2 separate regions of the Mus musculus genome follow, and region 2 is linked to region 1. The links are chromatin loops, found by intact Hi-C in ENCODE. Cell type or tissue: left cerebral cortex. All regions are shown on one strand. Links, peaks and the distances in the headings refer to the core of each region. The heading gives the core; the rest is flanking DNA.

Evidence for each region. Hi-C counts contacts between places; a loop is a spot of excess contacts. Peaks named below come from ENCODE experiments on the same cell type or tissue, not always from the same donor. Only the 100,000 strongest peaks of a DNase experiment are listed, where the experiment ranks them.
Region 2: it touches region 1 in a loop (2.9-fold over the local background); 4 of 42 quality-filtered maps call a loop at or near these places.

The regions. Positions count from the first base shown.
Region 1 is chr1:70,262,607-70,279,096 of GRCm38, reverse strand. It overlaps Spag16 (sperm associated antigen 16), which reads right to left. Exons shown (of 17, transcript NM_029160.3): 12 at 14,048-14,191. Among named protein-coding and RNA genes, the nearest start is that of Gm23879, 320 kb to the right of the region's middle. In left cerebral cortex, for the core only: a CTCF peak has its summit at 8,777 (motif pointing left); DNase peaks (open chromatin) are centred at 7,601, 8,751 and 12,959.
Region 2 is chr1:70,716,803-70,733,292 of GRCm38, reverse strand. Spag16 (sperm associated antigen 16) reads right to left here. Exons shown (of 17, transcript NM_029160.3): 17 at 8,161-8,526. The coding sequence ends at 8,351. Vwc2l (von Willebrand factor C domain-containing protein 2-like) reads right to left here and starts at 7,578. Exons shown (of 4, transcript NM_177164.3): 1 at 6,855-7,578; 2 at 4,125-4,594. The coding sequence starts at 4,514. In left cerebral cortex, for the core only: a CTCF peak has its summit at 8,022; DNase peaks (open chromatin) are centred at 7,398 and 7,990; H3K4me3 peaks cover 2,370 bases; H3K27ac peaks cover 1,023 bases.

The DNA.
Region 1 (16,490 bases), core at 5,111-13,110:
TAGGTCATACAAGTTAGTATTTATTTACTGTTTAGATACAGTTGAATGACTCATGTGTTAACTGGAGGCAAAATGTTAGTTCTTCATGACAGTGAACAGTTCCTGGTGGCATTATTTTGACAGCATTTACTTGATCTGAGAAACTTCATGCCTATGGAAATAGTGTTTGCGCAAAATTTGCTTACAAAAAAAAAATCTCTAGAGTGAAAATGACCCTAAAGGTTAATTTTAATCTTCTATTAAAGATAAATACCAGTTTCTGAGTAATGATGACATCAGCCCAGATTTCTCACTTCCCCCCTGCATCATTCACAAGAATGACCAGGAATAATACAAAACATGGAGCAACATTCCCTCTGCCTGGGAACTAGGAAAGTTTGTCATCAAGCACCCAAAGAAACAGCTTTGAAGAGAGACATAGAGTGAGTGGGCTGAAAATGCATAAGGCTTTAGAGTTTCTACTTTATCTCAAGACCAGCCATGTTAAGAAGAATCCAGAAAATGATACAGAACACCACAGAATTCATGAGGCTACTTTTATTTTTCTTTTTAGTGGAGAAGAGCATTGTAGTCGGGCTATTTTTGTGGAAGAAGCGACACAAAATTCTTCAGTGTTGATGCCCTCTGGATTTGGATGAACAGGCTAAAAGAGTCACAGAGCCTCAGACAGAAGTAAACCTTCCTCTTGGATAAGGAAAGAGCAAAAGCAGAAAGTTCATGAAGCAAACACTTCTCTCTGAAATGTGCAAGAATCAATAAAGACAAAGCCAAACACTGAGATGGTTTCCAAATGAGTAATTTATTTCTTTTCCCCAGGACAGAAAACCTCCCGAATGATACTAAAAGTCAAAAGAAGTGAAAACTCTTAAAGATTCAGAGAAAATACTTCTCTCTGAAATATATTCATTAACCAGCTACAGGAAAAAAAAAATTACAAAGTTGTCATGGCCTAATTTCAAAGGCTCAGGATCACTAAGCATCAAACAAACCAGTACCTACAAAATTAGAGAAATTAGTATTAAGTGGGAAATGCCCTGAGATGAGCAGACTGTAATTCAGTACACTGAATTATCATGAGATGTAAAATCCTAAGATGAGCAGAGTAAGCAATGGGAAGCTTATATGGTGAACATGAAAGTGTCAACCTGAACTCAGGACAGGCACTGTAATCTACAAGTACATTTCCTCTTCCTCCTCCCCCTCTTCCTTCTCCTCCTCTTCCTCCTCCTCCTCTTCCTCCTATTCATCCTCCTCTTCTTCCTACTCATCCTTATCCTCCACCTCCTCTTCCTCTTCCTCATCCTCCTCTTCCTCCTCATCCTCTTCTTCCTCACCCTCTCCATCCTCATCCTCTTCCTCCTCCTAATCCTCCTCCTCCTCCTCTTCCTCCTCATCCTCTTCTTCCTCACCCTCTCCATCCTCATCCTCTTCCTCCTCCTAATCCTCCTCCTCCTTCTCTTCCTTCTCTTTTCTAAATTTAAGGTACTACGGATTAATCTCAAGACCTTGTGTAATTTAGGACAAAACTAGACCACTGAGCTATAACCTCAAACTCAATACTTCCTATACACATTTCTGCACACATTTTGTTGAGCTGAATGTGTCAATTATATCTGGTCAAACATTTCCCACTAAGTGGATAAGTACATTTTCAGTTCACCTCTGCAGACACTCTCTGAGCTAGGCCACGCACTGGTTCTCAGACTGACCACATGAGAATCGTGCAGCAGGTTACTGAACACGCCCATGGAGCTAAGATGAAGAGTCCAGGGAGCTCAGGATGTCTGCTATGAAGTGTTTGCAATTGGACTCACCTTTATATTCCTTAAAGAAACATCAGTGTGAGAGCAAAATATTCAACTAAAGTCCATTGAGTATGACTTTATACTCTAAATATGTAACTGGGGATTTATACTGTCACATTGAAGCTAAGTCTTGATGTCTGAATGAAACAAATATCCATATCCAATGGCACCATGTGATAGTTTGAAATAGAACATTCCCTGTATAAGCATACATTTGAGTATTTCCTGTCCCCAGTTCATGGAACTGTTTGGCAAGGGTTGGGAGGTAGGGCCGTTTTTGAGGAGATTTGTCACTGGAGGTAGGCTTTGAGGTTTCAAAAGCCCCTACCAGACCCAGTTCCTCTCACTCTGCTTCTTACTTGTCAATAAAGATATAAGATAATGATGTTCCAGAATTATGCTTGCTGCCTTATTCCCCACTATAATGAAAATGGTCTCTAACCCTCAAGAACCTGTGATCCCTAAATTAAAATCTTTCTTCTATAAGTTGTCTTGTTCATAATATTTTATCGCAATGGATGTGACTCATTATTATATAGATCCAATTAAAGCTCTTTTAAGATGAGCCATACACAGAGAAGACAAGTGATTGGGTAAGCATCAAGCAAGGAGCTGACAAAGGATGAAATTATCTGAGGTTGCTCCCATGTCTTCCACAGGAAGATGGTGTGCAAGAATGAACTGGGATGGCTAAATTTAAAAGAATGATAACTATTGGCATTTTTCCATGTATCAGTTGGATGAGTCCAGTTAAAATCTGCAAGCAAGCTACAAGTGTCACCAAATACTTTTACAAATGTTAATTACAAAAGAAAAAACTGGTTTTTAATTTTATCCCTGCGAGAAAAACAAAGAGAAAAAATGTATTCTTTTGTTGAGGGATAACTAGATTGTTTCAAATTTCTCAGTGTTATCAATTGAGGAGCAATAAATATGATTGCACAATGGTAGGGTTGTGGTAGGATGAAGTATCCTTTGGTATATGCCCGAGTTTTATGCTTAGATCTTGAGTTATACTGATCCTACATTCCTAAGGAAGCCTCATACTGATTTTCATAGTTTGCACACTCCCACCAGCAATGAGTGAGTGTCTTCTTACCCCACATCTGCACCAGCAGGAACTGTCACTTTTTTAATTGATCTTAACCATTCTGACATCTGGTGTAAGATGGAAACTCAAAGTAGCTTTGATTTGCATTTCCCTGGTGGTTAAGGCTACTGAACATTTCTTTAAGTATTTCTCAGCCGATTGAGTTTCCTCTTTTCCAATTCCAGAACTTAACTAGTCCAAGAAACATGCATTCAAGAAACATCTGAGTAATAACCAGGAGTAATTTTCTTGTCATGTGTGTTGACTTAACGCTCTTCCCAGATAGAAAATCTGCAAAATAAAATGTAGTAGGTCATCAAGAAATGTTCTGCCATGCCTCTCAGAAAGCAGAAAACAGAAGGACATGGAGGGTCATGCTTATGCTTAGGAAAGCTTTGTGGGGATGGAGTCATTCATCCACAGATAACCTTGAAGAAGAGAACAAGCTGAAGCAAAGGTCAGAGAAAAGCAGTGTACCTCCATAGTAATGTTGTTGTATTTCAGCACCCACAGGATGACTCAATGAATGAGTGCATGATTTATTCAAAGTATCTGATGTCAACTGGCCAATAAACTAACCTCGAAAGAATTGCTATAACCAGATGAAGGATGGACTACATATTCCACTGACTTATTCCTAGGAAGATACTAACAAAAACCAAACAGCATGCTACAACCAAGAGTAATGCTAAGTCTAGAATGTGGCTTCTAGTACAGACTGTCCTCAAACTACTATGTAGTTAAGGCAAACATTGGCTTTCTGATCTTCCTGTTTCTACCTCCCAAGCTATGTGCATATGATTATGGGAGTGGATAAGTATATTTGGCTTTTGCTTCTTGCCTACAATTTTAGTATGGTGAATAACAAAAACTATAGTTTTAAAATATATTTCTATTGCTTATCTTTATAAACTAAGCTTTTTAACATGAGATTTTTTAAGGCACTATATAATTAGTTGACAATGTCTTTTATCATCAGAGAATTTTAAGTCGATTTCCATATTATAAATTTTGGTTATATTTGGATGTGTGCATGTGTTCCTGTATGCCTGTATGCATGTGAGTGACTGTGCATCTGTGTGTGTGTGTGTGTGTGTGTGTGTGTGTGTGTGTGTACAACTTGCAGCAGTCAGTTCTCTCCTTCCACCATGGGGTCTCACAGATCCAATACATCCATCATCAGGTTAGGTGGCCAGCGACTTTATCCACTGTTTTATCTTGCCTCAGGTTTTTCTATTTTCACTAATTTTGTATATTACTTCTTGATGATTATTAGATGCATAGACTCCTGAACCAATGACACTTAAAATGTGGTACATTTACACAATGGGGTATTACTCAGCTTCTTTTTTTAATAAAATAATGAAATCTCCATATAAATGGATGGAACTAGAAAAAGAAATCATTCCAAGTCAGGTATACTAGACCCAGAAAGACAAATATGGTATGTATATGTGTGGATATTAGCTCTTAAGTTAATGGCAATAAACTATAACCCATAAACCCACAGAGGTTAAGAATGGAATAAGGGACTAAAGAGGAAAGATATATCTTTATAGAAAAGGAAAATAGAGTAGTAATGAATGACCAGAGGGTACTAAATAAGAAGATCAAGTGGGGGGAGAGAAGTGGGGGGGGTAAGGGAGGAAATATGAGGTAGAAAGCTAAAATTAAGGGTTATCTGAAGAGCTGTAAGAAAAATTAATACAATAGAAGATTCCTAAAATATGTACATATAGAAAGGCAATCTAAATGAAGTCACCAAGTAATGGGGAGCCAGAGTCCCAACTGACTATCTCTTATCACCAAATGATGCTTTCAGTACCAGCATTGGATTACATATAATTGAGTTGTTAGCCAAAGGGTATTCCATGGGAATCCCCAAAAATCCAGGCAGTTGTGATGGCTATAGATTATTCTCCATAAATCCACAGCAAGACCTCATTGACAAAACAATTTCACAATTCATGGAACACGAGAAGTTAAGCTGCTGCCTACATACAGCTGTCATCCCTACCATCTAGCATCATTCAAACAAGAAGGTACTCTGATTGATAGCAAAAGAGATAGTAAAAACCAAGCCAGGCACAAAGCCTCTGATAGACAATGATGTCGGGCCTATGAGATACTCTACTACTGCAATGGTAGCCCAACACTTGGGGGGGGGGGTAACCAACCTATATATGATTTTACGTAAAGCCCTCCTGATGAGACAAAAGCTGTACCAGACAGTTCTTACATGATCAAGGAAATGAGACTAGATAGCCCAAGTACTTAGTGTAAAGCCAACTACTACTGTTGTTAAAAAAAAAAAAAAAAAAAACAGCAATAAAGCCACTCCTATTGACACTCTGCTATTAGCATAGATCAGTGCCTTGTACATCCCTCACCAGACAGGGTTCCTTCTGCAGCAGATGGGAGCAAATTCGGAGTTCCACAAAGGCAATGGAGAGAGAGAGAGAGAGAGAGAGAGAGACAGACAGACAGACAGACAGACAGACAGACCTTGGAACACTTCATCTTTAAATGGGATGTTTCCATCACATCCCTTTCCCCAGAGCTCAGGAACCCCACAGAAGAGGTGGGAACACAAGGATAGATGTGACTCAGACCTTGTATTTAATGAGCTTATGACATTCCTAGGGTTTGCTATTTTCTTACCAGAAGAAAAAAGAAGTCCAGTAGGCTTGAAAACAGTATAGTTTTTGAGAAAACTGGGCCTACATTAGGATCTTGAGGAAAAGAGCAATAATGAAATTTAGTAATATTCCCCTTGTGCATCAGACTGTGCCAAGTGCTGTGCATAGATCAGGACTATTTCCCCATGCAACAGTCCTGAGAATTTATGAGACAACTTATCCCCGCTCTCAGACATGAGTGTAGACTCTCACAGATGAAGAAAAGTGACAGGCCAGGCTCTTGTCATCTTTACACCAAAAATATGTCTGACTCGAAGACTGCATCAGTAAGCAACCAGATTTAGTGACTTAGTGAAGAAAATCCTCAAGGCTTTCTCTCTGCTACATATAACATTTTACTATTAAATAATTAACAGTAGCAGTTACAGCAGACACGGCATTCCACTTGACACATACCACAAAGATTTATTTATCTTGACCATATCACAATCTACTGCAGAAGGAAGTTAGGCCACTTTGTGCTTCAGTTGCCAAAGCTGGAAGTCACCCTTCCATTTGGATTTCACTGATCTTAACTCAGTCATATGCTCTCCATTCAACCACAGGGGTACAGTGGGATCAACTGTCCTGTGTATAAATGAGGAAGTTTCACTGGGGAAACACAGAGTTCTCCTCATTTGCACTTGCAATTCATGACACACATCAGATACTCGCTCCTCAAGTGCTAACTGCTATCAACATTTAAGCCCAGTCTTCCAGAACAGATGGATCTAAAGGCTTACTCTCCAATTGAATTTCCTTCTGCAATACTGATTGAATATTAAAAAAACAACTAATACATACATATAGTGTGAGTGAATAAAGCATACTGTGTCTGATAATTAAATAACTCAAGATGACCTACTTTCTAAAAATATGCATGAGTTAATTTTTACAATGTTGACTCTTCAGGAATATCATTTTTAATGGGCAGTGGGAATATGTGAAATATTTTTCTCATAGCTTTACTCTCATGCGTTACTTTTAAGACCTGACAACAATAATATTTAAAGTACATTATTGTCCCCTGTGCTAAGTCTGTTCACATAAACGTGACAAATCTTACCAAGAACAGAAGTAAAACACACATTTTTTTTCAGATAATATAGAGTGGAATGGAATTGTTTTATAAGTGAATGTCAAAATAATCTTTTCAATAATCTGCTGGGGGCTTTGGATTGGGGCAGCATCTGTCGGTGAAGACAGAGCAGGATTCCACGGCTCTAGGTAGGTGTCGAATCCATGTGCTTGCAAAGTTGGACTCTTGGTTTTATACTTTCACCAAATACAAAAGTTACCCTGCGTTATTTTGTAAAGTAACAAAGTGATATACTTATCTAGTGTTGGGCCCCATTTTGGCCCTGGTTTGGGCCTTGAGGACAAACCTAAGCCTGGCTTGAGTGGTCATTTCTGTATCAGGATGACTCAGCAAGACCTGTTTGGCCCTTCTTCTGCCCTGCCGTTGCTGATGTAGAGCTTTGCCATTGGCCCTGTCAGTCATTCCATACCCTCCGTCACCCTTTCCTGTTTCCTACGTCATCTTATCCCACCAAAAATCCCCCTCCCCATGTCCCCAACTTATGTCATCGAGAGGCTGATGCCATGAAGTTCAGTTTCTGTGTGTTTCTTTTGGGCCATCAACACGTGCCATCCCGCTCAGCCCGGGAGAGACAGGGACCTCTCTCTTCTTGTCTGAAGTTGGCAATCTAGCATCCTTCAGACTATGGTCTCAAGCACTATTTAAATAGCCGAGTAGGCAATTTACACAGAGGCAAGTTACTATGGGATATTAAACATAGGGCCATTTATCCTTAATTCATAAATCAGCGCATACGGGCAGGATGCCGTAAGCTCCGTTTCTGCCTCAGGCAGTGGACGCAGAAGAAAATGTAGTGTCGTGAAATTGTTTAAGCCACTAATCCCACTGCTTTTATTTATAGAGAGCTATGGGGAGATGCATTGCTGTTTCTCACAATGAGCATTAAATATTCGGCAGAACATCCCAAAGCCGGACACCTTGTTTACATTCAGAACTACACGGATGGTAGCCAACGGTGTCCTGCTAAAGGTCATGGTCAACTAAGAACATCAGTAGCCTGCTAATACACTGCATCTGCAGACGGCTGCAATCCTGCATTCCAGTAGCCCAGGGCTGCAATAAAGGGGGCACTGATAGGGCAGGCTCTACACGTTAACTTCCTAAAACATAGGCGCTAGGGCTCTGCCATGGGCACCTGTATTGTCCGCAGTTGGGGGAAGGTAGGAAGGAAATAGGCGGATCCTCTGGGCCAGCCTCTCCAGCCAGAACACCAGGAAGCTTCAAGCTCAATCTTAAGGAAACAAGGCAGAGAACAGAGAGCAATCAAGGAAGGCATCGAACACTGAAAAGCAATTCTGTAGATGTTAAAGGGTTTCTAAATATAACCTAAATCTAAAGAAAAGAAGATGCAGAATCCTCTCTGTGTGTAAAATTTATTTTTAAAAGTCATGAATTTGGCAAACTCTTAAAAATAATATATGCATCTTAAGACTTAAGAATAGCTGCATAGCATACATTTAAAAAAAAACGGTTATTGTGTTCCTTTGTTTCTCAGCTTGTGACTCCCTGTTTAATTTGGGGAAAGCTGGGGCTTCACACCAGCTTCCGGGTGGTGAATGATGTATAACTCAGACATTACAATGGGTTCTCTCCTTCTCAGCACCGCATTGACGTGCAGGACCCAGGGTGATGGCTGAGCTAAATTCTCGAGTCCAATCAAGAAATACAGGTTAGAGAAGCTAACCATTACTCATTAAGCATACAGTTGCCAGGTGATAACATTCGTGTAGTTGATAGAGCACATGTCCCCGAAATCAACTTACAAAAGAGACATCTTCATAACTAACATGCCATAGTCAAGAAACCCAGTAAGGTGAACAGCAGCTGTATCAAGGATTCTAATATGTGCACCTGAAATGGTGGCTCTGAATGGCTTCGAGGTGTAACCTCTAGTTCCCACTGGAGTGAGGTTACATTCCCACCTCCTGGTATCATCCATTTCTCTCCTTCAATAGTGTAAAGACGGTTCAGTGCACGTTCCTCTCATCTTTCCACTCATTCATCATTTTCAGCAACTGATGAATTACTTTCCACAGCCAATTCATCAGTCTTCCGAGTAAATGCAAAGGGTTTTTTTCCCTTATCGATGCACGATCGCCATCTAGTGGTAACCGTGAGGTAACATCGGGATATTCTCTAAAATGAGTTACCTATGTTTTTTTCCCCCCAAGTTTTCAACAGGAATCCCACTAAGGCACTTATGGAAAGTACAGTCATACAGAGCCAATTTAATGTAAGGAATATCTGGCAATGATGAGTGTGGGAATAATAATATCTTGACTTGATAAAGACTAAAGCTTGGCTGGTGTGTGTGTGTGTGTGTGTGTGTGTGTGTGTGTGCAAGCATAAGGACCTGAGTTCAGATCTCGAGGCTCCAGGGAAAAGCTGGGGCATTGCCATGGGTACTTGCATTGTCTGAGGGGCCAACCTCTCCAGCCAAAACACTGGGAAGCTTAGTGTTAAAGGAACAGGCAGAAGGCAGAGAGTAATCAAGGAAGGCACCCAACATTTTCCTCTGGCTTCCCATGCAAATGACTTCATGTACCTGCACATAGACGAGCACGCCACCTGCCACCCCATGCGCAAGCCCAAACACACTCAAATTGCCCACAAAGAAGAAAAATCTAATTATTTAGTAAATAATAGTTAAGGAAAAACAAATGCAGCCAACATGTATGGAATAAACCATACCTGGAGATTAGCTTTCACTACACCTTGAAACCTTGAAAATCAGAACAAGCAGTTGCTTGCTTCAGTTTCAACTTGATGATTGTCTATGATTTTACCCTTTGACTATACGCTGCTGCAGTCACTCAGTTTTGGATTCACAGCGTCCGATGGTCATCATTTCTGACAGTTTCAACACCTGCTTCTGTTGTCATTTCAACACAAGGTTTGGGAGATTTGTGCAAACATGTGTAGTTTGGGAGGCTGAAGGGCTTGGGCCTATGTAATCATCTAAAGTGTGTTTCAATATCTATGATCTCGTAACATATAAAGGTCTTTAATGTTGGCTTCTCTGCATTCTCCCTGTCTTTCAAACATGTGCGTCTTGTTTTCTCTAGAAGCAAATTCCCTGACAGGTTATTTAATATCAACTTATTAATTCTAAACACATATGCTATTGAATATAACACACATATATGAAACAATAATGGTTAAAGAATAAGAGATCATGAATTTAGAGGGCATGAATAAGAGGGCAGAGGAGGAAGCCGGGCGGTGGTGGTGCACGCCTTTAATCACAGCACTTGGGAAGCAGAGGCAGGTGGGTTTCTGGGTTCGAGGACAGCCTGGTCTACAAAGTGAGTTCCAGGACAGCCAGGGCTATACAAAGAAACCCTGTCTCGGAAAAACAACAATCAATCAATCAAACAAACAAGCAAACAAAAATTAAGAGGGCAGAGGAGGGATAGATATGTTATAAATATAGTACTCATGTATGAAGTTATCAAAAAATAAAAATTTTAAATAAAAAAATCATGAATGTCCTAAAGCTTTTAATATGCCCAATTAATGAAGTAGAAGGTCAATCTACTATACTATTTGAATATATTTAATGTTATTAATTCCTCTACTTGGTGTAATTTTGATTACTTTACAGACTATATCTCCAAGGTTTTAGTATTTTAGTCTAATGGCTATGAATTTAGTCATTAGTGAGTCTTCTTTGAAGGTCTTCTGTCTGCTCTATTTTTGACTCTATTATTTGAAACTTCAGGAGACATTATTTATTTTATTTGTAGCGCTCCTCTGCCTAGTGCTAACACTGTGAAATCTGTTACACTGTTTATGTGTTTGAGATGTTTGCTGTCAATTTAGGAACAGGAAACAAAGACAAACTTTGGATAGTCAGGTGAACTGTCATACTAAATGGGAGGGCACTGTGGAGGCTGGAAGAGGCTATCAGATCCCCTGAAGATGGAGTTTGAAGCAGTTATAGCCCACTTGACATGGGTGCTGGGAACCAAACCAGTAAGCACCCTTAACTGCTGACCCATCTTTCCAGCCCCAGTGTCTGAAAAATTTTTGGGTTAAGTCAGTGTGCTAGAATAAAAGTAGGCCCTGCTATTTACTGCTCTTGGCTGTCACAAGAACTTGGCTCTACGATCCTATTTCTCAAGATACCACAAACATAATAGGACTTGATTCTCATGTTGGTGTTGGCCTGGAAGCTTCCTCCTTGTTGGAAATCATGAAGACGGTTGTAGGAGGAAATCTTCAGCAGGATTACCCAGCTGTGAAAGGTGTGAACTACAGTAAGGACCAGTGTGGCAACTAGACCCACACGTGCAACAGTGGTTCAAATGTTATGGAAAAACCAACTGTTCTCTGATGGGATTCCAAGTTCACTCCAGAGGAAGACATCCATGCTTAGTAGTGTAGATCTGATCAAGAACTCAAGGGTTGGAAACTCATAGGACTAAGGGGTAAACCTGCTACTAATTCTGCTAAATGGACAGCATATCAAAATACTCTTTACGTTTCTATCATTGTACCATAACATATTATATCCTTCCAACCTCATTAGATAATGTCCCTTTGCAGTCAATTGTGGTTAACAGAGAAATGCGTGATTGATCAAGATGCAGATAATAAGTGTTAGTGGGATGTTCAGTCACAAACAGGACAACTTCATCACAGCCAAGACTGAATAAGATAATTATGGGATCCAGAGGCCATGGAGGACAAGGACCAGGGTGAAATGTTGTCTTCTTGGTGTGACAGGACAGCTGCACTTGTGCATTTACAGCTGCGTGAGACCTGCACACAATCAACCCAATCACTATTCTAGCACGAGGGGTCCTAAACCTCCAACCATAACTAAGGATAAAGTGACAGTCCGTGGCTACTCTGGAAGAGTCAGTTTTATTCAAAGTGAGGCCCCTGGTAGAGAAATTACACTCCAGTGGACTGGCCCATATTTGTGTCTATAAGAGCAGGGCAAACTGCATTCTGGGGTAATATTAGAAACACAACAGGAAGCTGAAATTGGAAAGGGAGGTAGAGGTGTACCTAGAAGAAGGTTTAGAAAAGAGTTGATTCATCCTATAATTATGTTTTGTAAAGTAGCTCTGAAGTGGGCTAAGAATGTATCCAGCAGAAAGCTGTAGAAGCCAATTGAAAAGAGCAACACACATTGATTAGAAAATTTACAAGTTCATTTTTATATAGCTAGAACAGGATGGAAGCCAATGCTAAGACATTCTTCACCCCAGGTCTTGTCTACAGAAGAGAACACAACCACAGCTGGCCGTGAGAAACAGGACGAGTGCAATCCTTCCCTGATCGACTCCATCAGGTCAGGCTGTACTACAATAGAATGGTTAAAACAAATTTGTTAAAATTTGGTCATTTTTGTACACGTATATAATGACTTTAAGTCTTCTGTGTGTGTGGGTTGTTTTGGTGGGTTTTTGTTTTGTTGTTGTTGTTGATGGTGATGTTGATGATGGTTTGTTTGTTTGTTTGTTTTGTGTGTTTCGTGATAGGGTTTCTCTGTGTAGCCCTGGCTGTCCTGGAACTCACTCTGTAGACCAGGCTGGCCTCAAACTCAGAAATCTGCCTGCCTCTGCCTCCTGAGTGCTGGGATTAAAGGCATGCGCCACCATGCCTGGCACTTTAAGTCATTTTTGTCACATGCTATCTCCCACTAAGACCTTTCTTCTTCCCAACAAGTTATATGAGTGTACACACACACACACACACACACACACACACACACACACACACAGAGAGAGAGAGTATTATCAACAAGATATTTTTTTCATAGACTAAATTAAGCAGGAAAAGTGAAAAACCAAATGTCACAAATTTTACATCTCAGAAATCACGAATCTCTATATCTGTTTTTTACATGCATACAATCTCCAGTGGTAATGGACATATATTAAGTACTATAAAATGTTGGAGTTCTAAACTATAAACTTTTTTAGAATTCATCTCTACCCCAAGAAAATTTAAAAAAAAACCCGAAAACATTTTTTGGTGGTTGTTTTTAATAATCCCCTTTCTTCACCTATACCAGAACATTTGCCATTTAAATCATTCACTTAACAGTGTGGCTCCCCCATTACTTTCATCTCATGCACTGTAAAGACCATACAGCAACATCCACAACCCTCCTGCCATAAGAAAGAACTGAATGGCAATCCCTATTAAAAGTGAATAATGATGTATCTAACCTCATTTTAATTTCAGTAATTGACTGGGGAAACAGGAAGATCTATTAAAAGGACCATTGCTGGTCAGGCACTAATGAGAAAATATCTGAGTCACTGGCTGTCATGGTAACAGGGCATTATCCAAATCTGATCAGTATGCCCAGTAGCAACCGAAGTGATAGGCTACACTTCTAATTGTGTTTTCTCTACTTGCAAGATGGGTTCTGTGCTTCTCAGAGGTGAGAGTGTGGCACAGCTCTGTTGGTCAGATAAGGAAAGGATGACACGATGACACGTTCGTAAATTAAGTTCAAGCATATAGCACCAAGGATAAATTAAACACTGGGAAGTCTTCAAAAATTAAACAAAAACATCTTGTTATTGCCTTTTCAGGTTTCTGAAAAAGACTACTTTTTCCATCGAATTTCAAATCTGGTTAATGCAAAAAAGGAACTTGATGAAAACATGAAAATGAATCAATAAGAAATCTTCCCAAGGAAGGAAGTTACAAATGCAATAGTTTAGAAATGAGCCAAAGAACCAATTAGGCCACGTAGAAATAGGCAGAAATTAGAGTATTCAAAAATCATTAAAAAAAATAAGAATAAGTATCAGAAAGTAGCCAGTCTTGTTGGCAAAAGCTGATACTAAGGATGTATGTATAGGCTTCTGTGCGGCTGGTATCCTCAATAGCAACTTTTCTGTCACTGTCTGAGTGTTTGGAAACACAGCTCAGTGAATACTGAAGTGTCCTCAGATCTGCCTACTTCTCTTTAATATCTTGAATGCCATCGGATTTTAAAGGATTGTGGCCTCCTGGTTCTTTTAGGTGGATAACTTAATTATAAAAGGAAAACCTGTATATTAACAGAGACACAATAAATGCTGGCATGTATTATTGACTAGGATCCCATGTGCCCTCTCAAAGCTGGTGCACATAAGCATCATTAATAACACTTGTCCTGGAATGCTGGTTACTCTTGTTAACTGTGTCAGCAGGCGGACTGGGCTTCACATGTTATCAATCTGAAAGTAACCAATTTATAGTTAATATAATGAAAGCCAAAGGCACAATTATCTACAATATTCTACATTCTGTGTCGGGTGTACAATTTCAGAGTACATAACCAGCTGTTCCTTCAAAGCTATCAGAGTGTGGAAACAGATCAAATGGTCACGTTCCCGGAATGAATGGGGCTGTATGCACTGACCTCGGATGGAAGCAGCAGCCAGACAACCAATCAGTGTGGCCAGATCCTGTAAGAAGTACATTGCCCTGTGGGAGGCCCACCATCTTCCAGAGACGATCTTCACTACAGGAGATGAGATAGTCTCTGCAGGGATGCATGACGATGCTGTGCATGGAGAAAGAAAGAAAGAACGAAAGGGCGTTATGGACGGATGAATAGTTTTCCAAGGTGAATGAAGAAATGTCAATTGTCATCCTATTTTAACAAGGCAGACTCAGTCGTTACCCAGAAGTCTCAGAAACAGACTCTACATTCCAGCTACAACTCTAATACCTTTCTCATCACCATCATCAATCTAAGCAGCACAGTGGATCTCAGATTTCTCACTTACAAAATGAAGATGATGATTTGGATGCTCATGAATATATAATTCTGGGTTTAAAATAATAGCTGGCTTTTTTATCAAGGAGGAAAAACTGTACCAGTGACATTTGTGTGTGTATTTGTGTGTGTGTGTGTGTGTGTGTGTGTGTGCTGGGGTATTTAGACCAATAAAATATTTATTATAGAAAAAGAAAAATCATTTTCAGAATACAGTCTGTCTTCATTCAGGCATTATTTTGTAAAAAGGTAACAAATTCTAATCACATTTTTATAGTTTTAAAATAAATGCTATTAAAACATTAACTTGGTGGCCCACTAACTTCACAGTGAGGAAGAACTCTGCTAACATGCTACTTAAACTCATTTCAGCCAAAGAATAGTACACAAATTATGGTAATGAATTCAAGATGTATAAGGCAATTCCCACTTTATAAAGGCCTAGGGGGAAATGAGATAGAAGAATATAAAATTCATGATTAGCTCATTGGACACCATTATCTGGACTGGACCCCATCACTGTGACCATTAAACATAGAAGCTAAATTATTGTAAAATTGAGTCTACAATGTTAATGCCTGATATTTTATCTATGGCAATGCTTTAATCTTATTTACACAGTCTCATCTATGTCTCATGATCCAGTGGATGCAGAGGAGTCTCGTGTCAAGTACCTATTAAAATACTAACTTTGACATTAGCAACAAAATGTTCAATTTCTGCTTGGTCACTTTACTTTTAACCTGTAGCTTGCTTACTCACCTAGATAGTACAATGAAATAACATGATTAAAAAATAATACTGCACTGTCATTCCCCTTTGATTGGCCTTGTTATTTTGCCCTGTAATATGGACTTTAGGAAATCGATTCCTGAAGAAATCATCTGTTTGATCAATTACTCCAAATCTTTCATGACAAAAACTATATTCTCACTATCCTTTCCAATAACGCTGCTAAGCCTCTAGATTATGAATAGAAATTCTGTTCTCTTTCATTGGCCTGGAGGCGGGGTCAGAGTCCAACAATGGGCATTCCCCATGGATGAGGTTCTGGGTTGAGTGAAACAGCTTTACCTATTTTCAGTATTTTACTGCTCTAAATAAAGACAGTGTAAGGGAAATTATTCATATTTCAGTTCATCGAAATGTTGGTTTTGACTTTCAGAAGGCCAATTCAAGAAAGAAATTTATTACAGCTCAAACAGCTAAAGGATGCATTTATGGAACTTAATTAGCAGAAAAATATGATGCGAGGTAAAAATGTCAGATCGAAACGAATTCTGTATTCAAATACACACTAGGAAGCACAGCAAACCCTCGCAGCTCCTGAGTATGATATATGTAGGCTCACAGCTATCCTGGCAGACACAGGCACACTTGACTAGATGATAAATTACTCTCTTTAAGTGAAGATAACTAAAATCATTGATGTCTTTACAAACTTTGAGAGATAAGTTTCCAAAATGACTTTTGCGAGGAGAGCTATTTGTGGAAGGCAGAGGATGGGATAGAAACAGAAACTCAATAAAAGCAAATCAGTTTGGAATTGTCCTCGTTGGACTTCTTCAGTCAGTTCAATGTTACACTTTGATGCTTCCTGTGCGACATGGCAACAGTGTCTACCATTCCAAGTCTGTATGTGTGCACATGAGTGTATGCACATGCTTACACATGCAGAGTAGTCCCCATTTTTCTGCAAGGTATACAGTCCAAATCACCCTTCCCAGTGGACACATAAAAACCTCCTATAGCACCAAACGACCCATACTTACACATATATCATTTATGATAAAGTTAAACTTGGAAAATAGGTACAGTAAGAAATTACAGGAATAACTAGCGATGAACTAGAAATGTAGACCACATATTTTTACTCATGCTTTACACTCACAAAGGACTTGCCTTCTCTTTTTCTACTCAGCACTTTTGATACACTGTGGCCATAGCTTTTAAGGCTCAACATCTGGCAGCTAAACTGTCACAAACATATTTTTCTCCTCATTTTATGAACAGATTTGTTCTTGCCCTAGATTTTGGCGACTTCTTATCTATCTGTCTGTCTGTCTTATATCATCTGTCTGTC
Region 2 (16,490 bases), core at 4,868-12,867, 450 kb before region 1:
AGGAAACCTGTGTGTTCTAGTAGAAGGATCAGGCGCCCCCATCTTTTTTTTTTATATATTTATTGTTTCCCCTCTTAACATGAGTAATTGTAACGTGATAGTGGCAGTCAATGGGAGATGTGGGGAGCTATATGGGCAAGCTTCCCGCCATTCCAGATTTCGGTTGTACTATCTTAGTTACAATACATTTATGGAGTGATGCTTTAGTTTTCTTACCTGGAGTTGTTTAGTAGGCATCAAGATGGGCTGTAGGCAAGTGAACAATGAATACCATGAGTGAACACACAGGGAAGGATTTCTGTTAGGAAGGGATTCAAAGAGGCTGATGAGCCAACTCTGAACCAGTCATTCTCAACCTGTGGGTCTCAACCCCCTTGGGAGTAAAATGATCCTCTCTACAGGAGTCATATATTAGATATCTTATGTATCAGTATTTACATTATGATGCATCACAGTGGCAAATTTACAGTTATGAGGTAAAAAATTTTACAGTCGGGAGTCACTGCAAATTGGGGAACTGTATTAAAGGGTCACAATATTAGGCGCGTTGAAAACCACTGCTTTAGATTATCGGTAGGGATGTCAGATATTACCCTGAAAACTACCCTAATATCTTTATATTTGTCTATATGCGTAATCTTGATCTTTGCTTTTGAAATTCTAAACTACTTTTGAAGTTTACATACATGAGAAATACATAGAAAGGGAAATGGATCCCCCCCCCCCCAGGAATGTTTATAATTTTCCAGTTGTATCTCTTTTCCTGATGTTGTTTGGGGAATAAAATCATATTTAAGTCTAATCTTAAACGCTGTGGACAGATGCTCTAATGGCTTCCTCCTAACGTTGGCACACACCACAGCCTCAGAGCCAGCCGCAGATCTTGGTATTCACACCCTTGCATCTTCTTCAGGCCTCGCTCTTCCCAGGCTCTGTCTTTGCTCCAGAAGTTTCTCCCTCTTTGGGAATTTTGATATCCCCATATCAACTTTGATCATTTTAAAAGACAGCCCAACATTGACCATCTTGAAGAAAGAAGTTGTTGATGTTGGTTTTTGTTTGTTTGTTTGTTTTGTTTTGTTTTGTTTTTGTTTTTGGCAGACTCATGCTATGTTGATAAGCATTTCACATCCTAAGTCTTGGGCAGATACTGGCATTGTAGTCATAAATGAAAGGAATGTCATTTATATTTTGTAAATTAGGGTCTCGTTGTGTGGCTGGCCTTGTGAACCCATGACCCCCCTGTCTCTGATTCAAAAATGCTTAGATTGCAAGTGTATGCCAGCACACTTAGTCCATTAACTCAATTGTGACTGTTTTTCTTTTCATTTGAGTTGTACATTAATCATGCCTTTCTTGTTAGCACATTAGCTTCTAGATGCTTTGATTTCCAGAACAAGCGACTGTATAGTATCTTCATAGTAAACAGTATAACATATGCTCTTTGGATGAATATATTATTGTAAAGAATATCTCATATTACAATGTCCTCAATGATGTATCAGCAGCATTATAAAGAAGTTTTGTGAATCTTTAAATATTGGTTACTTGTTCCTGGTGAGGAAGTTGGGAACAAGTGAAGATGATAGAATTTGTCTAGTGTTTGCTTAGTTGTATAGTTCATATGGCCAAGTACAACATTTATAGAAGATATTAAATTACTTTATCTGAAATTATTTTAAAGCTGAATTTTATTTATAAAATATAAGTAAAGACTCAGAAAAATTTAGAAACTAGAGTAAATACCTGCCTATTTGAGAATGACAGAGAATGAAGAAGAACTCTCTATTCAACTCAAATGTTCTCATTGTCCTAGGGCTAATGATTTCATTAAATATATTTTAGCATCTCTTTATAAGGGAGCTAATCATTACAATGACTATTTTATGGTCTTACTATTGTGGGCCAGATCTTACATCTCACTGAGGAATTTGGGCTTCAAATCCAGCTGTTTCTGACCTTGACATAAAAGTGCTTTGGGAAGTTGAGTAGATTTAATCGCAAGAAAGTGGTATTAAGAAACAGGTTAAACAGATGGATGATTTTGTGAGGGAGGTAACAAACTTTCTTGGTCTTAGTTCCACATTCCACAAGTTTGCCCTAGATAATATCTACATATTTCTGTGGCCATGCCTTTGTGATAGAGAAATTTTAAAAAATATATATTTAATAATCCTTTGACAGAGAAAGGTATATGTGCTTTGCTATTAAGGGATGTTGCATGAAGAATTACACTATGTTGGGGCTATAACTAGAAGCACAAGAATAATTAATGTTTCGTTCATATGTATTGTGTTGTCTGAGGTGGTAACACAGGTACCTTTTTAACATTTTTATTTATTATGTGCATGAGTGCTGGCCTGCATGTGTGTCAGTGTACCACAGGCATGCCTGGTACCTGAGGAGGCCAGAAGAGGGTGTTGAATGACCTGAGATTGGAGGTAGAGATGGTGGGCTGCCATGTAGGTGCTGAGAAACAAACCCAGATTCCCTGGAAGAGCAGCTGGTGCTCCTAACCACTGAACAATCTCTCTAGCTCTTAAAGTTATATTTTTGTTTAAGTAAATCTAGTATATAGAAGGGTAAGTTGACTAAATTCATAAACCAGACTATCAATTGTTTCATATATTAAATGCTGATTGCCGAGTGTTATCTACCAAAAACTATCTCTTGTGATCTTGGTTTGAGCTAGATATTATTTCCAGAAAAATTCTACTATACATATATGTGTACATTAGATAGGAATTGCCACAGATTTTGTTCATGGCTCTACAAACTATAATGTGTTAAATACTATATTTACCTTCACTACCTGGAAGCAAAACAAACTTATGCCAAACTGTATACAATATTTTAAAGGCAATATTGCCATTAGTCACTATATGATAGTATGCTCTTAACTGTCACTTGGTGTCAGGATAGCTTTACTAAAGTCTCTAGCTTTTACTTCTTAATAACTGCATAGCAAAATTTTACAATACACAAAAGAAAAATCTCTAGAATAACACATCTAACAAAGTTGCTCTAAGCATTAAAACCCCTTTTCCTCATAGGCAATAGAATGTGGCACAAAATCCAGGCATTCCTGTATAAACTGGGACAAGTTTGAACTCATAGCCCAGAATGGGATGAATATAATAAAACAGCCACACTCCAAACTCCCAAATGATGACACTTCAAATCTTTCTGCCACATGCTGATTCCTGCCACCATTTTACTTTGTAGAAAGAGTAGTTAGTTCAGGTCTACAAACTGAACATTCCTTTCCAAATTTAAACAAGCAAACTTAAAATCAGCTGTGCCTGTTTCTTACCTGCAATGCTATAAACCCTATGTCACAGAACTTTGATAAAATAAGACGCTTTCATATTAAGCTTTCAGCATGAAAGATACTCCAAGACACAAACTGTCATTACAATTAAGTAAGATATTCTTGATATATTAATTCATGCTCCCCAGACTCATATAGCTTGTAGGACATTCTAATTAAAATTAGCCACCAGATAAAAGAGAACTCCAGAAGAAATAAAAGCAAACTCCATGTTATTTGAAAATAAGACATGAAGGATGAAAGGAAAACTAAGTGTCATATAATTGAAAAGTTGACTTCTCTGTTTTGAAGGCCATGATAAAAATTCAGTTCTTTATGAAGCCCTGTGAATAAAACATTGGATGAGCAGACTGCTGAACTATGTTCTAAAACAAGAAGGCCCAGTGTCATTTCTTGATGTAGAGATCACAGCTCTGAGTGCTTTTCTGTAGCATGTACAAGTCTACACAGTAGACAAATATGTCAAGGCCATTGGTAAATGGCTCCCAATACAGACTAATAAGCCAGAAAATTAACAATATGACAATTAATTTAACAGATGCATCCTCCAAACCATCAGTCTTCAAAACATATTTTGTAAAAACACAGAATGGTTTTGAGTGTTAAAAATGAGAAGATATTAAACATTTCTGAAAAAAAAAATTACCGTGAAATATTGACCAATAAACCAACAGGATTTTCTGTCAACCATGGTGCATATCTACATAAAGGCATATAATTATATGCTTTCTAGATTTGCTAAGCATGTTATAGTGAAAATTAGAATTCAATAAATATGGAGGGTAACTCATACCTTAAATTCCTCCAAGATTTTGTAATTTTTCCCATGATATTCACAAAAGTTTTTCACTTCTTTACATTCGGGACAGCATCCATTGTGTTCCACCTTTGTACATTTCGGATGAATTTTAGGGCATTCTGGCTGGTCACAGACAGGTCCATCTAGGGCACAGACACACGGACAGTTGGAATGCCCCGGGAAAAACCGTTCTCCCAACTTGTATACAAAGCCGCTGTCATCCACACACCCTTTCCCTCGATAGTCATCAAAGATCAGATTGTCATTACTGGAAGCCTGGTCACCTTCATCAGCAGGATAGTCTTCGTGACTGATGGCAGCAGAGGTGACCAATCCAGGGATGACCAATAGAAGTATGCAAGCTTCATGAATATGAAGAGCCATCCCCCTCCTCACAGACTTCTGGATGTTCTCCTAATATTAAACACACTCAGCTCCTTCCATGGGAATGCAAGAGGGGTGGGCTGAAAATAAATATTTAAAAGATAATTTGACATATAAAAGATAATAAAGATGCAGTTAAGCCCATGCTTTTAAATCATTTGTATGGATTCAATTTGGAAGACACTGAGACTTCAAATCAACTAAGTTCATCCAACTGCCTATACTTTATTGTAAAGTTTGAATAGTGGACTTTGGCAATATATGTTTCAATAAAGTTAATTTATGGAGTTATTTTATTTTGGGGCCTTCAGGTTGTAATTTGCCTTTGAGTTTCAATGGTCTGGCTCTTTGTACATTGTAAGAAGTAGTTTTATTGAGCCTTAAAGGGTGATTGCAAGTAGTTACTGGTATATAGCTCATGGATATTTGAAATTACATCCCTAGTTTTCTTTGAACTAGATGAGTCAGTAATAGAATGTAGATGTTATAGTAACTTGCATAAAAAACAAGAAATTAGGGTCAAGCATTAAATTCTAAAAGCAAAGGAACTTTTTAAACAGCAGCTGGATGCAAGTTTAAATGAGATGGATCCAGTACAGAAGCTTTCATTCACATGCCCATATTCTGGATTGTAACACACTGAATATAAGAAGTAGCACAACAAATCATGGTGAATAAGAGAAAATATATCTACATGATACAAAAATTAAAATTTATTTATGTGGATTTGTTAAAGACAGTCATTTCTACTCTTGTTACACATCATTATTTTTATGCAAGAGGTAAGCTCCTAGTGGGCAGGAAAGATATATCTACAACTTTTTATAGCCATGGGGATCTAATAACCATGTCATATTTGAAGTTGATCCTTTCCATGTAATATGAATAATATTCACATGTAATATGAATAATATTCACATATAATATGAATAATATTCACATGCTACTGAAAATATATTTTCATTGAGTTAATTTAGACAAAGATGTCAGGAAAAAAACTTTCTGTGGAAGTTTCTTAATAATGAAACATGGGCATTCACAGACTATATGCCTTATTATCTGTGTAGCAATAACTGTTGTAGGCTCCCTGAGTGTTAGTATTTGGTAGTAAATATTGGTAATGAGGTTTTATTTGAATATTTAGAGCAGCTAACTTATGTAAAGGTTCTGGGGAAACTATGATTTTGGGGAGGAACAGATAAGGAAAATCGTTGTAAAATATTTAATTCATCATTTAAATGCTATTGGCTTTCTGCCAATATCACTAAGATTGTATGTAGAGTATTTTATGATGTCTAAGTTTCATTCAATGTTTTATTTCCAAAGTATGCTAAAAACAGTGAAAAACCACTTCTTTTCAAGCTAGCATACAACTATGATAATTAAATATGATGAAGATGATATTAGGAAACTTCATAACCTCTTAGAATATATTTGCATCCTAAGTTAGATATGCAAATTAGAGTAATAGTAAAATGGAAGGCAATGTATTCACGTTCTCTTTTCAGACAAGGTTGATATTAGTATTCCTCCAATATTCTCTGATATTAGAATTTCTTTTGGGTGAATTCCTTTGGGGTAATGATAAAGGAGATAGATTTCCCCTAAAATATGTCAAAAATAATGAGTCATGACAGAACAAGAAAATGCAAACCTACAATTCTACTTGAGAAACTGGAAGCTCCCTTTGACAAAGCATTTTTATTCTTCTAAATTACTACAGAGGCCACAAACAGAGGAGAAGCTTCTGGAAAGGCATATATATGTTTTACTAATTAAAGCATTGATGCACTTCTCACATATATAGAAAGTTTATCTTGCAAGGCAAGGAAGCTACCGTGCCTCCTCACATTGTCCAGCGGCAGCTATCAATACATGCAAGAAAAGCCATGTGAAATACAGACAGGATTCTGCTTTTAAAATGACCCAGGCAGAAAAGAATCATTTTGTAAGCCACAGGTAGGCATTAATGTGCAAGGTTACAGTAAATGTAAACTGCAAGATAGATAGAAGGGTGGGGTTTTTTCTTCATATTAACATTAAGCATGCTTTTATTATGAGGAATATGTGAATAATGAAACAAAGTTCTTAGGCTATTTTCAAAAGAACCTTCCTTATAATAAATACCATTTAGAATACTATTTAAAAATAGGGAGGTTAGGGAAATACAACAGCAGCATTATCTGAAGATTTTTCAAATCAGAATGCAAACACTGCTAAACTGAGGCTCACTTCCCAGCTAAACTTTACCCCCTCCCTGTATTGCTACATATGATTTAAAATGACTGCATCTATTTCTCTGAGAAAGCAAGCACAACTCATGTCATAAGATTCACTTACCTAGTCACTCTGAGGTTAACGGTGGTGCTGGGGGTCACAGACCAATCTGAACTTAAAGGTCAGGTATCTCTTAGGTAAGCCGGTCCTCTTTAGTCACCCAAAGAATGCATTTTCAGGCATGAATTAAAGGCAATCCATCCTCTCTATTTCCCATTTCAAAACACAGCCAAGAAGCAGTCTCCCACCCTTCCAGAGAGAAACACAGCAGACACACATAAGAAATATGCTTTGGACCTGTCTTCAGAATTCAAAGCAAGAAGCAATGCTGGTCCTGTGGAAATCCGGACCCTGGTAGCAGAATCATGTTGAACTTATTTTTAGCATTTTCTTAGATCCTTCTATGAAATTTCCTGGCTGATTACGCCTCCTCCACACATGAGTTCACTTACACAGTGTTTGCTACGGCAGTAGAGGTGACTTGGCTAGGCTCTGAGGATCACAAACAGAAACAGCATACTGAAGCTTAAAGCCCACTCCACCAGCAGAAGCATCAGCATCGTCCACAGTATGTTGACTGAATCCCTCCTCACACACCAGAAGATTCTAACTGTGGATGTGAAGCAAAGGCGCAACTTTAACTGGGGTTTGGCATCGCTGTGAGCAGTTTGCAGACTGCTGATTCGGAGCTCATCCTGCCGGCAGCCGGGAATTCCTCAGCACCACGGACAGCGCCAACAACTGGCTTCTGAGCCCAGCTTGGTCGAAACCCCCAGCTGCTTCCGCGGACCAGGCTGTAGTGTTGTCTAAGGCAGTCACTTGATACAGCTGATGAGAGCGAGCATGGGGTGTGTGTCGGGAGGGGGGAGTTTCTGCATGCAAGATACTTATTTGCATTTAAATCACAATAAAAATTAGAAAGATGTTAATTTTATCTAATGCATTCTTGCATGGGCTGCAGAGATGAAAGTTCCAGGGACTTGCCTTTAGATTTAAGCCATCTGCAGTCGTTGGTTATTACTAATATATAAAGCACACTCATTGTCAAAGAATCTGTGAAACTGTATGCTTTCTGACTCTATTTGGCCCTCTGGATATAGAAAGATTTTCCTTGTGCTATACATAATTCAACTTTGGGTCTTCTGCAGCTTGGGTTTGATTTAAAAAAAAAAAAAAAGTAGCCGCGTTTTCCTGCAGTTTGTTCTCTAACGTTAAAAATCAATGTCTTGTAATTCATCTAGTCTGTCATTAGGCGTCATTGTAAAGCTGTTTCTTCCAACCTCCTAGCAAGGATGCCCTGTCTCTAAATTCATAACCGGATGAGAAAGTGAAAGATTCTGGGTGAAAAAAAAACACACACACAGAAAAATGAACAAAAAGTTATAATTTTTATTTGAGATAGTATGGTCCATATATTATTCACCCAAAGCTTGTTTTAAAACAAATATTTTATTTATTGGTCATTTTAACCAGTTACTTGCTGGCATTTGAGCAGACTATATGAAACATTTTTAAGCCTTAGAGGGAATGCCCTTTGCATCAGGGTGTGCTATTGCTGATCAGATCCACAACCGAATGGTGCCGTCAGAGCCTCCAGAATACAGATTTTCCCCCAGGTGGGAAAACACCACACTGTGCACTTCACTCTCGTGGCCCACCAGTTTGTGAATTTGCCCCGATTTAAGATCCAGCAAATGGATAATCCCGTTGGCACTCGCCTGAGCTAAAACTCGACCTGGAAAAGAGGGAAATGGAGGTTTATCTCAAGCAGTCACAGTATGTAAACAATACAACATTTTATCCTGTTTCGGTTGTGATTCAAGAGACTCATTTTTATGCTTGGCTCTCATTAAATATGAACTAACTTCAATCTATAAAAAATAATTTGAGCCATAAGATACATTTAGGATAAAAGCTCTACTTGCTTAACATTCAGAAGTTATTATATGCCCCAACATTCTCCTTATATTTATGATTGACAGATCATTTTGAGTTGAGATTGAGAGCAACTAAAGAAGACAACTATTTTGTAAATGAATATGTTAAAATAATTTAAAGCAATAGTTATCTAAATGGAAAATAGGACATATGCTTCAAGTAGATATATCTATAGGTATTTATCCTAGAAAATGTAAAATGTATTTACCTTCTTTAAACATATTTATTATAATTCTGCTAAATCATTGTATAAATCTGTAACAGTTGAGATATTTATGAATTCAACACAATTTCTTTGGAGTTGAAATGAAAACAGTAAGTATTTCTACCTCGAAATTACATGACCATTAACTTAAATTTCTGAAATCTTGCAAATTAAAATAATCCAAATTTAGTGTATAGAATTTTCATCATTTGAAAGCATTTTTAGTAAGTACCAAATAATTAAAATAACATAATTTTGATTAATAATTTTTTGATAAATTCCAGTAGGAAACTATCTTGACATTTGGAAGCAAGAAGAATTAATAGAATATGCTCACCTGACCTTAGAACCCAAGTATTAAGCATTGGGTTATCTAATCGTGCTTATTGGTGTATTACCATCCCAACAACAGTGTTTAAAACTTACTAAAACTCTTTTGGCATCTGATACCACACTGAGTATTTGTTGTACAATTCTTAGGAGGACCCAATAGTAGAAGAAAGAGCAGTAATTCTACTGTATAAAGGAAGTAAGAGGCTTGGGAAGGCTGAGTGAGCTGTTTACCATGTATGCAAGGAGCTGATATTCCAGCAGAAACATTCCAAATCTAGAGACTTGTAACCAGCACATCTCCACTGTGTCCAGATGACATCGTATCAGCCATGCCTTCTGGACAGAGTTTGGGTAGGTGACACAACTTAAAAGAGAATGTGTCTGTCACACAGTAAGAGTTCACCAAGAAAAGCACGGTGAAGTATTTCATCACGTGCTGCCCCTGAAAAGTCATACTGCCTATGAAACAGAGAGGTGTTTTATGGGTAAAGTTAACCATGATAAATATGGTCTATTTACAAACCTTTATAAGACTCAGCTTCTTTGTCTAGAACGAAAACTGACACAGCAAACAACCTTAGGATGGATTAGAGTGTCCAAAACAGCAGATGTGAATATCTATTATAAACCCTCTTCTACTAAGTCTTTGCTGACAGTGGGGTTGCACACTGACTTCCCTTCTAGATTCATTCTATAGGCAACTGCTGTTTTGGCTTTCCTGAAACTCAAACAAAAGAGTTTTTTTTCCTTGCACTTTTTATACAACAGCCATGGAGGGGTATGGGATTTTAAAGTGTTTAGAACCAAAGCCAATGAAGAGAAGGATATTGCTACAAATGATTGCTTTTGTTGTGGTCACATCTATAAAAGTCAGATTTAAAAACATTCAGAGGGTGTCTTAGGGTTTTACTGCTATGAACAGACACCATGACCAAAGCAACTCTTAAAAAGAACATTTAACTGGGGCTGGCTTATAGGTTCAGAGGTTCAGTAAATTATCATCAAGACAGGAGCATGGCAGCATTCCTGCAGGCATGGTGCAGGAGGAGCTGAGAGTTCTATATCTTCATCTGGAGACTGCTAGCAGTATACTGACTTACTTCCAGGCAGCTAGGATGAGGGTATTAAAGCCTACACCCACAGTGACACACCTACCCCAACAGTGACACAACATATGGCTACATAGTACATATGTTCTATAAATAAAGTTATAACACTAGAACACACTGCTGGATGTTGTTCTCTGATCTCCTTATGTGTTTCATGGCACACATGTGCACCATCACCAAGCTAGCATATCTTTAAATATGTATACTATAAAATCATCAATGGAATAATAAATAATATAGAAATATAATTTGAAATAGTGTCAAAATAACTTATGTGAAACTTGAGGTAACATTACTCATGTTAAAGTTGTTTATTCTCTAGGCTATGAAGGGCTTCAACCTCACATACATGGAACCACAGACAATTAAGGAATGTTAGAAGTGGGAGAAATAGTCTTCTCCAGGGAAGAGGGCACCCACTGGGTTATCTACAACCAAATGGTCAACCCTGAAAACATACATACAAGTAACACTATAGAGACTGTGTTAAGAATATACATATACATCCATATACACATATGCATGCAATAAAAATTAATGAAAGGGGAGGCTATGAATTTGAAAGAGAACAAAGAGAGACATTGGAGGGCATGGAGGGAAGAAAAGGAAAGGAGCAATGTTGAAATCATAATCTCAAAAATTAAAGAAAGGTAAATAAACATGAAGGGGTAAAAATAGATCATAAATTTATATTCATGTCTGCTTTTAAGTACATATCAAATTATGATTGTACATATTCCAAAATATATACAATAGGTCTGAAAAAATATAATATAGTTTATCAATGTTAATTAAAAATAAACACCTTCACAAAGTTAGGCATTTTTACTAGGTTTTTGAGTTAGCAAGTAATGGTTTTCATTATGACTTTTTCAAACATATATCATTTTGCCTCATTCATATAATTGAACCCCAATTCCCTGTCCCCACTTCCCTGGCCTGCCTGGTCACGTTCCTGCCTGTAAGGGCTCATCTTGCTGTCATGTCACATGGCTTCTACTGTCACCTCCTCAATCTCCCTCAAGATCTTCTCTTCCCATCTCCTCCCCTTGTCTACTTTCACAACCTACTGAAACACAGACGTTAATACATAGTAATTTTAAAATAAAACATGCTATTCTTAAACACCTGTTACATAAAATGACTTGTTTTATTTATTTGTTACACCTAGGAGACTAGATGGCCCAAATTTTTCATCAAGTAAAAAAACAACCCTTAATTTTGGAGAAGATTAATCTTATAATAATTACATATATATTATATATACATACATACACACACACATCAATGTTTATCAACAGTGGGAGATTATGAGTACTTTTCATTTGTGTGTCTCCAAACCATAATTGACATTTATTTTTATCAGTGAAGATAATTTCATTTTACTTTACTGATGAATTTGCAAATTCCATTGGGTTCGGAACTAAGTTTCTTCTAATCTCTGTTTCCAAATGAAATAATTGATATTTATACATTTGTGGATTTTTCACAAATTTGTTTCAAGTGAATATATAGCTTTTGTTTGTTTGTTTGTTTGTTTTGAGACAGAGTTTCTTTGTGTAGCCCTGGCTATCCTGGAACTCACTCTGTAGACAAGGCTGGTCTCCTGCCTCTGCCTCCCAAGTGCTGGGATTAAAGGCGTGCGCCACCACGCCCGACGAATATATAGCTTCATCTCAACAATAAAACTTATTTATATTGTAGTAACAAGTGGTATTTTTTAGAAGAGAAAAATAGTTACAATAATACCCTCTAAAATAAAGTAGTTTCAATTGGATTTGTCACAAAATAACAGAGATATGACATAGTCACTTGGGCATCATTTTTATCACATTCTCTTTAAAATATGAGATATGAAGTAACATATAAGATAGAGAGGGATCATTTTGTTTTAGTGTAAAATCATGTAGTTAAACTACTATTAAACTTTTCATCCCACACTAACATAATATACAAATAAAATATTAGCATTTTTAAAAAACTATGTACAAATACTTTATGAAACTTTGCATGTTGGTGAATGCTATTATTAAAATTCAACTCTGCTGTAAAGAATATTGGCACTCCTTCAAACTGAAGAATTTTTAATGAACTTTTGATACCTATTTGTGTGGAAATTCAATTTGGTTTAGAAAGCATACCACGAAGGTTATCAGGAGTTATCTTAAGCTTTAAAACAATTTTTTTGGTTGTTGTTTTGTTTTTTTGAGACAGGGTTTCTCTGTGTAATCTTGAGCATCCTGGAACTTGCTCTGTAGAACAGGTTGGCCTCAAACTCTCAGAGATCCACCTTCCTCTGCTTTCTGAGTTCTGGGATTAAAGGTATGAAGCACCACTGCCAGGCAAGCTTTTTTATTCTTAACTCCCTTCCTCACCCAGACAAATCTTCCCCAATGTCAATAGCTCTCCATCCTGTCATTACCCCAATATTTTAATCAGTCATAGGACTTGGTATAATTAGTGCTTAAGACATGCTTCCCTGAAGTTATAGCTTGCTGTGAGAGTACAAATATATTTTGGTATATTCTTATAAAAAGCATATGGTTCTATTTCTATTGCATTTATGCCTGTGTAAAATAAGGTACAGAAAGAGTAGAGTCCTACACGTTATATTCCATGGTCTTCACTCAACCCTAGGATGCAGAAAGCCTTCATTCAGGACAAATGACGGAAACTCTGGGAAACTCAAGGTAAAAGTGACACACACACACATACATATAAATGCACACACCCACACACAAATAAATGCATGTACATATGTGTGCACACACACATACACATGTACACATGTACAACCAGAGATGCACATACACATTCACAGGCATTGGGGTTTCTCTCACAAATTAAGGCTCAGGTTAACTGTGATACTTATTTTGGGATTTTTCTCTGAATGCAACAATATTCCTAAGTGCTTAAGTAAGACGTAAGTCTTCCACTTACCATCCATGTCAACCTCAACCTCAATTGTTTCATACAGTGTCAGCTTTACTACCTTGTAAATCTCTGAAACTAATATCCATGTTCTTAACAGAAATCACCATGTCATGCGGCTGTTAGTGTTCAGCTCCTAGGTAGGTGCATTTCACCATTTCTATTTTGACAATGGAGGATGTCAAGCATCTTGGTATGCTTTTAAATATTCTGTGGTTGATTTAAACTCACATTGCACAGTCAAGTATAGTCTTACCACCTTTGAACTCTTAATTTTATTAATGTACCCTATGGAATATTTTCCTTAGCTATCTGCATGTTCCCTGGCTATATCTTCCTGACAAAAGTCAAGCCATCCACTAAAACCCATTTAGAGTGATTTTCTTAAATAGATTGGTACAGCGTATCTTTAAAGTTCCTTTTCCTGGGAATATGAGCATCATATTATTTGTACCTTTCACATGGTAACAAGGTCCTAAAAGATATGGTCAGCAATGTATGTGTTCTACATTCTTGGCCATGCCAAATACCTATGCACTTAACACTTAACAAGGAGAGCACTGCAATCAATACTCACAGTGGGTAATAATTAAAGTTGTCACAACTACTAGTGTTAAGACTTAGTGTTTCCAAGCATTGCCCTAAGTAATTTTAGCAGGACAACAACCTTATGGGGTAGGTTACCTACCCCATACCTGTGCTATGCATTTGAAATTCAACTAGAAGAACTGGAGTGCATTATGTTTGTAAAATGCTCACCTGATTTAAAAGATTTCCCATGAACAAATAATCTCATGTACTTCATTGATAGCTTTATGTTGATCACATATAATCTCACTTCAAATATATGATATTTGCTAAAATAAACTTTGATTTATATTTGAAGCAGGTGCAGTATATTAAAATAATTATTATTTTCACCTTTTGGAAAATATGACTAGAATCACATTTACAGTTATCTTTCTGTTGGACAGTACTGGGATATACTTAGACTTGTTGAGAACAAAAATGAAGTTTAGAAAGATTAAAGCAACTTCACCAAGGACAAACATTATATGATCAGTAGAATCCGGATATGGGATCCCTATGACGCTGAGGCTCATGTTCTTACCCCCTGCATCATGCTTTAATACCTCTGGGTGAGTTTTCATTGATTGGCTCAATGTCATCTTCCCATTGTGATTAAGCTTCTTTTACTAAATTTCAGCATGACTTAGAGTAAACACCCTTGTGCTCACAGTTCCAGTTTCCATCTGGACCTATGTATTTTCCTAGGAAATACTGTAAAATGAATTTTGATTGGATAATAAAAAACATTTAAAGATACTCATTTTGTGCTACCTTAATGGCATGTATAAGCTCCAAGGATCTGATTGTATACTCTATTGCTATTGCTATTGATTGTGTACTCTATTGGGACTTAGGAGAGTTGCATTTATTCTTTGACATCTTGAAGAGCATCCAACATTCCCAGGATCTATAGTCCTTTGGCAATCAGAAAATTCATTTCTATAACTTTGGGTAACTATTCAATATTCACATGCTATATAGGAATTATCATTTATTTTTGCTCAGTGAAAAACAAGATATTCACATTCTCATGTGTCTTATCTGCAGCAAGCACCCCCTCAGCTTTTCCCAAATACTGTGTGAACAGCTATTCTAATACAGCAAAGATACGTAATCTACTTCTTTATGCCTATTGTTCCCAAGAAGAGCAGCCATTTTCTGTTTTTCTTTGTTTTGTTGAATGATTTCAACCTGGTTTGTTTTCATATGATAAAATGTCTCTTCAGTACTAAAGTAAAATTAATTGTCTAGATTGAGAAAGTCAACTAGACTTCAATTGTCATTATGGACAATTCATGTTTCATGGATTCAAAGCAAAAGCCACTGGCATGAAGAAATTGTTTTAGTCAAGTCATGTTTCAAGAATGCAGTTGTTTACTAATGTTCCTGTGGAAGTGTACCCACGTCATTTTGTAATGGAACACCCAGAAAAGTAAAAGAGGTGGTTCGGTTATAAGATTCTCTAAATAATGGTGACAGAGATCTTCGATTTTTTTTATTTTTTTCTTTTTGGTTGTTGTTCGAAGAATAACTCACAGCAGTGGGTAATGTGCTCAGTTAGGGCCTGAGCTACATTGGAGAACTCTTTAATCGATCAATAATATTTCCTCTTGTGAGTTACCCATTATCAGGTACTGTTAGGGCAACTGTTACATGGATCCTTTATAATGAGGCTTAATAAATTCTTTTCTATTAAAAGATCAAATATTTTTGTTCAGAAAATTAATTTTGAAGACATGTTCATTACTATTGGTATCTACATATTTACACGCATTTTTAGCAGAGAAGTTACATAGGTGCTAAATGTTTTGAAGATGTTATCATAATATGTTATAGAAATACAGCTTGATAGCAAGATTATGGATTAAATTTGGCTAAAAATATGCACCTTTCTATTGTTTCTTTACTAGAAATGCCATCCTAGATCAGATGCCTGTAGTTGTAGGAACAGAAATCTGCTATAAGAATCATTAGCCTAGTCAAAACTTTTAAGCTTATCATGCATAATGAAAATGTGAATGAAATCCATCATTCTATTTCTCATTAGAATAAGTACAATAATTTCTCATGATTATTCATGCTTTGGTTGAATTTTGAGTAATATGTTCTCCTAAAGGACACAAAATACTCATTTTCTATTTCATTCAAATTAATCTCATACACAGATCACAGGAAATTTATTTATCACAAGTACAAGAATGGAGACTAAAACAATTGTGGACCTGGTATGAAATAACATATCAGAGAGAGGACGGCAGGCTTTGATCAATAAGGAAATGATTTTTATACACATCAGAACCAATTTGAAGCAATTCTCTCGATCAATACAGATAGGCAGAAATGCTTCTCAGCATTTATTACCTGTGGAGAGTGTTATTGATTAATTATATTGATTTTTTGAATGCATGTGGAGAGGCATCTGTTGTTTCTTTAAAAGATGCCTCAAAATGAGAAGTATCAAGAAACTACTTAAGTTTGGGGGATTTGCATTAATGGCTCAACCTAGGTCATTACTCAGAATTTCAAAAACACCATTGAAAGAGATATGAAATGCAATCTAGTTTATTTCTCATCCTATTGTTGATGAATATAATGCTTCTTTAAAATATTAAG